Linked DNA regions of Homo sapiens: region 2 is linked to region 1. The links are chromatin contacts, found by Hi-C or POLR2A ChIA-PET in ENCODE. All regions are on one chromosome and are shown on one strand. The core of a region is the stretch at or near the end of the contact, and the rest is flanking DNA. Distances in the headings are between cores, read along the strand shown. Region 1 has its middle 120 kb from the start of LINC02101. Region 2 has its middle 130 kb from the start of PLK2.

Region 1 (4,110 bases), core at 478-2,977:
AGAAAAGGTCATGAGAAAGTAAACAATTTGACAGCCATTTCCTGAGCCATCTGATCTTATCCTTGAAGATGGATCACATTCTCCAGCAGAACCTGTTATAAATAGCAGTCAGTAGTGGCTGGGTGCTACTAACAAGGCTTAGCACAGGATTGACAGTTTTGATCCCCACTGTGGACTCTTCCCAGGAGCCAGTTCCTACCTTAGGCATTAATGGATCACATATTGTCGCACACGCTCCACCACCCCCATCTCTAGCCGATCTTTTGCTTCTCTCAACCAGCAAAGATTCTCTTGAGCTTGTTTTTCTATTGATTGTATTGCAGAAAACAATAAATAGGCTTTCTATTGTATTTACTATAATTTTTAAAAATTACATATTATCCCATTTGATAGTGTGCATTCTTCACTATTTGAGACTCACTGGCTCAGAGATTTTAGACTGACTTCAGAGATACGATTCTTTCATTCCATAGAAGACCCAAGGACCAAGTTTGTTTAAGAAGACTGTTTCCGTCTCAGGTTCAGCATCAAAGGATCTGAACCTTCAGGATGGAAGGCAAACCCATATGCAGCTTTCTCTGATCAAAATAATGTTTCCTGCAATCACCAGCCATCACGAAGGCATGACAAAGCCTAAAAGAATCAACATGAACCGGAAGTTTCTATCTGAATCATCCACTTGGCATTATGTTTCAGAAAATGCTAAAGGATTGTTTTTAAAGTGATATTTGATAGTGATATGATAGGCATGATTTTGTTTCTTCCTTCAATAATATGCTCCAAGAAAATATCTAATGTTTATGTAATAGAAGTATTTAAATTTTGTATAAGCATGAGCAAGCATGGCTAAATATTACTCAACAAGAATTTTTAAACACATACCATGTGCCATGCACCATTCAGAAGGGTGGAAGGTCTTACCTTCATGTAGACACAGTCTTGTAGAAAAACTTAACTGAGGAAAATTGTAATAAACCAAGAAGAATCCTTGTTGACAATATTTTAGATGCAAAATCAAAGCTGTGGGGTTATAAGAATCTGAGATTTTATTGGAAATAGATAAAAGTTTTTCTGAATTAGCTTCATTTGGATTAAAATCCTATTAGAGATTTAGTGGCTGGCAAAGTATTTCTGGGCCTTAATTTCATCATTGTTAAAATAAGAGGTTAGATGAAGTATCAGCTTCCTTCCAGTTCTACTATTCTAGGTCTATTATTATATATTTTCAAAATTTATAAAACAAAGTACATTATTTGACAATAAATTTTGTTGTTTCTCTAAAAAGTGCACATATATATACATATATATGTGTATATATGTATATATATTGTATATGTGTGTATATATATGTGTATATATATATATATATGTGCACTTTTTAGAGAAATAACACAATTTATTGTCTCCATATACAATATAAGAAGCACCTTGTATACGATAGTATCTTTTAGTTGGTGGTATCCTAATTGTCGTGATGACATGTTGTCTTTATTCCTCTTATAAGGATGTTGAGGAAGGTCAGTACAGTTGTCAACAATAAACACATGTTGAATATCCACCATGTATATAGCATTGAAATCAATACAGGTTTAGAAGATGGTATTAAGGAGAGCAAATGGTGTCCCTGTGTCTGAGACCCAGCAATTCTGTTGCTCTTGCATAGAAGAGCAAGGTTGGACCTGAGTTGGGCTCTGCCTGACCAGTGAAGGAAGACGAGGGAGACTCCACCCTCTGACCTTATCCGCTGCCTTCAACCTCTGAGAACGGTTATTCCCAGTCCTATTGTTTGGTACTTCCTGATCCTGCTTGCTCCCTCTGACTCACCAAACATGAAATCATAGCTAAGAAAGCTTCAAAGAGACCCTGGATAGCCCTAGACACACACTGTTTAAATGATAAAATGGTGTCAACCATTAACACTATAAACAAAATCATGTGTTTATCATGACAGCTGCACTGTGTAAAGACCTGCCCCTCAAATAAAGCCTGAGTCCTTTAAGCTGCTTCCCAAGGTCTTCTCAATCTAGACCCACACATTTCTTCAATGTGTACAAACTTAATGCTCTAATAATTAATTCCTCATAGTTATCATTCTGTGGCATGCTTATTCTTAACTGTTTTCTTTACACCTACAGTTGCATATGCCCATATGCCTTTATTTTTCTACTCCACCTGACAAAGCCTTCTTCTGTGAAGCCTAGCTAAAGTGTCAACTTATCTGTAAAGCCTCTCCCGATAACTTTGGATAAGTTAGTCATGTCCTCTCTCTTACTAGGTGTTCGTATTTCCACCATAGTTATTGTGATTCTCTGCTGACATGTTTCTCTTTATCACCAGATTTCAAGCTCTTTAAGGGAAAAGGCTGTGTTTTATTTATCTCTGGATCCCTAGAATTTTATGGTTCCTGAGGGTCAAAGTTTGTTTAATAAATGAATGTATTCTGACTTCTTCCTCAAAGCAGAGAAGCCTTTAGTATGGGCATGTATTAGTCTGTTCTCATGCTGCTAATAAAGACATACCCGAGACTCAGTAATTTATAAAAGAAAGAGGTTTAATTGACTCACAGTTTAGCATGGGGAGGCCTCAAGAAACTTACAATCATGGCAGAAGAGGAAGCAAACATGTCCTTCTTAACATGGTGGCAGCAAGGAGAAGTGCAGAGCAAAAGTAGGGGGGTTGAGGGGGTGGGGGAGTGGGGAAGCCCCTTATAAAACCTGCAGATCCTGTAAGAACTCACTCACTATCACAAGAACAGCATGGAGGTAACCAACCCCATGATTCAGTTATCTCCCACCAGGTCCCTCCACAATTATGGGGACTACAGTTCAAGAGAGATTTGGGGTGAGGACATAGCCAAATCGTATCAAGGCACATGTAATTGAGTGGAAGGTGAAGAAAATAACAGGGGTTAGGGAGGGCAGTGAGCCTGAGCAGTCACCTTGAGCCAAACTGGAGTGGTGTAGAGGGCCCCTAAAACTGCAGCCAGACAGAGAGAGAGGCCAGGAAGCAAATCCCAACTCACTGTTCTTTCCATTTGTTCATAAAAATTGAATAATATGGAAGGAGTCCAAGTTGATATCTTTACATAATGTGTTTTGTTTCTCCAATAAACATTGGAGGAAGATTGGGCATGATAGAATAATCAAATAAGCTGAGGAGTTGCCCAGGCCCACTTCTGAGGAGATAAGTTTTTAATCCTTTAATAGACCACAAATGAAATTAAAAATTAAAAAATAAATCCAAACAAAAATTGAAGTCTTCTTCATCTACCTAGCTGGTTCCAAAGTTAGAAAAGATGTACAGGAGAACAGCTAGAATAATTCATTCATCTTTTCAGGCTTTTACTGAACTTCATAGGAAAAAGTGAGGAGGAAGAGAAAGTGTATTATTTAAAATGATTAACATTAGTTGCTGTAACAAACATCCCTTACATTTCAATGGCTTGACACAGTAAGTCTGATTTCTCCCTTCATACCAAGAACTACAAGTCAATATCCAACCAGCAGCACATGACTGATGATAGGGAAAGGTTTAGTGTACAAGCCTGGAAATGGTGCACATCAATTCCTTCACATCCCACTGTCCAGAAAGCAACAAAAAGCCTCCCTCTTTCATCGAGGGGCTGCTTACTGTGGTTTAGCTATTTCTAAGAAGAGAAGAAACCAGCATTCTATCACAGAATGGAAGTAAAAAGAAAGATAAAAGGCAAAGGAAAAATAAAATAAAGGGAGAAATTTTGAAAAACATTTAGGAAAAAATTGTACTCTCTGGCTTCTCTTATATAGAACACCCCTTACCATAGATTATCATACAGCTGAAGAATAGAAGACATATATGAGACATCTATACATATACACATGTACATATATGCCCCATTCAGCTGTGTAACTGTGTGTGTGTGTGTGTGTGTGTGTGTGTGTGTGTGTAGGTGTGGGAGAGATGAGGTCCAGGGTGTAAAATAATGAAAAAAGATATTTAAAAGTATATATTAAAATCTATTTCTACTAACTATGTACTTTCCTTCTAGCAAACTTGGTTTCTTGTAATACTCAAGTCTTTGAGACTTGCACTGTGTACACCACCTCACAGAGATCATTTTCTTTCATGGTT
Region 2 (4,446 bases), core at 1,252-3,751, 89 kb after region 1:
TCATCACTTCTGCCACAGAGGGACATAGTGTTTGTCCCCTCAGGATTACACACTGTTCAAAGCACCATCTTGGAACCTTAGACTTCCAGCCGCCAGCACTGTGAGAAATATATTTCCATTGCTTATAAATTACCCAGTCTCTCATATTTGTTATGGCAGCACAAATGAAGATAGGTATGGAGGAATATGTATCAAACTGGAGAATTCATGTCCCACCTAAAAAAGAATAATGCCACTCAGTTTCAGCCAAATTTTGACCCTGGGTTCATAAATGCTTTAGTTTTTCAAGATAAGCCAAAAATTTAGATGATTCCTGAAGCTAAATTCACTAAAAATTAATGTGAGTAGAGTGAATTTTTAGGTATGGGTAAATTATATTTCAATAAAGCTATAAAAACATAATGTATGATCCTAAGAATCAGCAACTTCTAGACTATTTGATCTTTAAAATTCTTTCTAGTTCTGCTACTCTGGCCTTTCTGACACCTCTTCATGCGTATTTTTTGAACATTTTAGAAGTGTTTGTATCTGAGAAAGAAGTATGCTTCAAGGAAGCACTTTTTGAAGAAAGACAGCTAATTTAGCAATGATTCTACCCTTTTAGGCCTAGGCAGCAAGAATTTGGAAGTATAAACTCACTAAAGGAAAAGGACTGAAGAAGCAAATAAAATTTTGAATCGAAAAGAGTGAGGTGAGAAAAAAAATCCAAGTGAACAAACAGCATGAGGCAAAGGCAAAGAAGAAATACTCTGATTACTCCATAGCCTTTCAATGTTTTTCAAGGACATTTGCATATTTCCCAAATCTCATTCTTTTGAAAATACTGAAATGCATGTTAATTTACACTTGTCTGGAAATAGATCATATTCTAAACCATGAATAGTAGGTAATTACAAACTAGAGCTTTAACCAATTTCCAAGAAGGTGTTGATAAAAATCATCTAAAATGGGGTTTTTAGCCCAGTCCTGAACCACCCCCTACTTGAGGCCTCACTTCAGTGCTCTGTACACATATGGGGCAATTACATCTGGAAGACAATGAAGCAGCAACTTGGAGCTCTAATTAAAGACAGAAATGGGAGCACAGGATTAAAGCCAAAATTAAAGGGGTCTATTTTCATTTGAGTTGTACATTTTTCCAGTATCTTCTACCCCAGTTCTAGCCCAACCAATTTACTGAAAAGTATGTAATTCAGAAACAGATGAAAACTTAGTCATTATTTTAAATACTGTTAAGTACTGGGTGCTATTAACTAGTGGGTAGAGCTATGGAAAATTCAAGTTCTGACCAACACTGTCCCATGCTCTGTATAAATCATAGGCAATCAGTGACCATAGTTAGTTACTAGACTCTTTTTTCTAGATGCTAACTATACAATTGCTTAGTGGCCTCCAGAAATACCCTGCACTATCCATTCCAACTTTTCCAAAGAAACTGATTTTTATGTTCTACTTGATATTTACTAATCAGTGATAAATTTCAAAACTAAATAAACTGAGGCAGAATTATATACAAAATTGGGAAGTTAAAAATAATTATGCATCATTGGCTTTCACCTTTATAAACTCAAGAAAATGAAAATAAGGGCTACGTACTTTGAAAACAAATTTTCTCTTGTAACTCTATAAGTCTATAAATGCATATATATATGTATGTATGTATATATATCACCTAAGTAATTCTGTTATTCAAGACTATCGGCCGGGTGCAGTGGCTCACACCTATAATCCCAGCACTTCGGGAGGCCGAGGTGGGCAGAGCACCCAAGGTTGGGAGTTTGAGACGAGCCTGACCAGCATGGAGAAACCCTGTTTCTACTAAAAATACAAAATTAGCCAGGCTTGGTGGTGCACGCCTGAATCCCAGCTACTTGGGAGGCTGAGGCAGAAGAATCGCTTGAACCCGGGAGGTGGAGGTTGCCGTGAGCTGAGATCGTGCCATTGCACTCCAGCCTGGGCAACAAGAGTAAAACTCAGTTAAAAAAAAAAAAAGACTGTCATGATAGTATTTTAAATATTACATTGTTATTTATCTTACACACAATTTAGTGGAAATCATTGATTCCAATTTTTAAAAATTATTCTAATTCACCTTACTTATCCAACAAAGAAATGTTTACATAATTGTTTCCACTTCTTAAAATACTATCTGACACATTAAAATTGTAGTATTTACTTTGGCAGTTAAACTAGTTTTTTAAAGTCACTACAGATGAAAAATAAAGAAAAAAAGATTAACATTGCCAATTTATTTTTGTTTTAAATAAGAATGATGTTCAGATTTGATCTTAAAGTGTCCTTTAAGAGACATCATAGGAACACCTAAAATATATTTCTTAGGGGTTGTCTTATGAGTGCTCATTAACAGCAAATGCTATACCCATGGTTTTTTTTTTTTTAATAAAAAATGGAGATAATAAGTGATGTCATTACTACTATCACTTTCTGGTAAGAGGCGTTGGCTACCTGCTTTACTTCTCCAGGTAAGGATTACTCATTTCCTCTGACATCTGCAAATGTTCTTTACTTTAGGTGACACAATCTGTTGCTGCAGTAACTTCTCACAATGTATCAAAAGGCTATAAATCAAGTGGATTCAGTACCAACTCTACTTTTGCAATGACCTAGAGCTACTGTTCCTCAAGTCTTCCAGTGCTCCAGTTTAGAAAGCCTGGTATATGAGGTTGCCAACCAACGATCTATTAAAATATATTAAGCAATCATTCATCTCCCATATTCACCCAGCTACACAGATTTGCCTCTTGCTGAGATCAGAAAGTACTCTTGCTGCAGAACTGTGAATTACTTTGGATGGCAGAGTTCTTTGACTGTGTACTCCATCTTTTCTTAACAAGTTAAATGAGGCGATAAGTAGCACAGAAGTTTAGAATAGGAAATAAAGGAATAGAAAAGCCGGATTGGCTACTTCAGTTGATAAAATTCCTCTTCTTTGTGGCGTTAAGATTCTCAAAAATGTTAAATTTGAATTTTGAGAATAATCTCCATATGAGTTTTCCTTTAAATGCACTATGAAATTATACTCAAAAAGACATGGTTTTTGAGTTACTTTGCTATTTGCAGTAAAATGGGCTGCAAGGTGGGGCTAATGGGTTTTATTTTTTCTATGATTTTACTGAATTTTCTTCCTGTCCTTTTACATCAGTAACTGAATTTGAGGTGGCAATAGATCTAACTTCAAAGCATAATAATTTTCAGAATCAAAATGACACCCTCAGGAGGTTAACAATGAAATTGTCGAGATCAAATTTCAAAATAATTAAAATGGGTCATTCTAAAATAAGTGAATTTTTTCCCCATTGGTCTTCAGTATTTTTCCTTGTACTAGACTTATGTTTTGACCTAATAAACTTTGTCCATGCATAATATTTGAAATTAACCCTTTGGGTTATCCCTGCATACAGCTAACTGAAACATCCTGTCTTATTTTATATCAACAGCTTCATAACCCATGAGTGTGTCAAGCGTTATGCTTGATTAGAGATACAAAGATCAACTGTACTCTTTTTCCAAGAGTTTCCAGTCTACTGAAAACAAATGTGTCATCAGTGCCAATCTGACATCACAGCAATAATGTACAGGGTATCTAGGGACTTCCAATAGAAGCACCAACCCAGATTGATCATGACTATCCAAGTTTCCAGGGAGATGGATCTCTCCCTAAATGAAATAAGTCATACAGAGACAGGCAAACACTGCATTATCTCACTTATGTGTGGAATCTAAAAATGTTGAACTCATAGAAACAGGATAGAGGGTGGTTGTCAGGGCCTGCAGAGGTGGGGAAATGAGGAGATGTTCATCAAAAGATGCTAACTTTTGGTTATAAGATGAATATTTTCTGGAGATCTAATTTATAGCATGGTAACTGTAGGTAACAATATTGTATAGTGCACTTGAAATTTGCTAAGAAAGTAGATCTTAAATTTTCTCACCACACACACACAAAGGTATTAGATGAGGTGACAGATATGTTCACTAACTTGATGGTGGTAATCATTTTATATTATATACACATACCAAATCATCACATTGTACATCTTAAATTTGTACAATTTTATTTGTCAATTATACCTGAATAATGCTGGGGAGAAAACAAACACGAACAAAAATCTTTGATGATAAATAATTATGAACTGGACGGGGAGTATAGACAAAATTTGCAAAGGACATTTACATTAGATGGCAAAGGTGTTTCATCTAATGTTTAACTACCTTGGACAGTTTGGGTTTTGTCCCCCTTCTTTATCTTTGCTCTATTTTGCTTTGAAGGAAAGGGACATCTTAATCTAATTGAGTACTTCCTATTTTGGTCTTTCTCTAATCTCTGAATTGTTGGCTTGTTTTCTTTAATGACAAACACTATGAACTATCCTCTAGATAGTGTTCCTGTTAGAGGTGGAAACTTTTATTTCCACTTCAATCCAC

Evidence for each region. Hi-C counts contacts between places; a loop is a spot of excess contacts on that map. ChIA-PET counts read pairs that join two places held with the same protein, here RNA polymerase II (POLR2A). Pooled maps may share reads with other maps.
Region 2: a loop to region 1 is called in a map of PC-3, with 2.0 times the contacts of the local background. The contact joins two enhancer-like sites. A Hi-C loop is called at or near these places in 1 of 168 maps with a recorded cell type or tissue (PC-3) and 1 of 50 pooled maps. POLR2A ChIA-PET finds 5 or more read pairs at or near these places in 2 of 52 experiments (MCF 10A and PC-9).

The regions. Positions count from the first base shown.
Region 1 is chr5:58,239,821-58,243,930 of GRCh38, forward strand. No RefSeq gene overlaps it. Among named protein-coding and RNA genes, the nearest start is that of LINC02101, 120 kb to the left of the region's middle. Within about 2 kb of position 1,728, at least 6 of the 41 ENCODE cell types and tissues checked have a DNase peak (open chromatin) inside an H3K27ac peak, as active enhancers do; they include PC-3 and PC-9, where a contact is called at or near this core.
Region 2 is chr5:58,328,415-58,332,860 of GRCh38, forward strand. No RefSeq gene overlaps it. Among named protein-coding and RNA genes, the nearest start is that of PLK2, 130 kb to the right of the region's middle. Within about 2 kb of position 2,502, at least 2 of the 41 ENCODE cell types and tissues checked have a DNase peak (open chromatin) inside an H3K27ac peak, as active enhancers do; they include PC-3 and PC-9, where a contact is called at or near this core.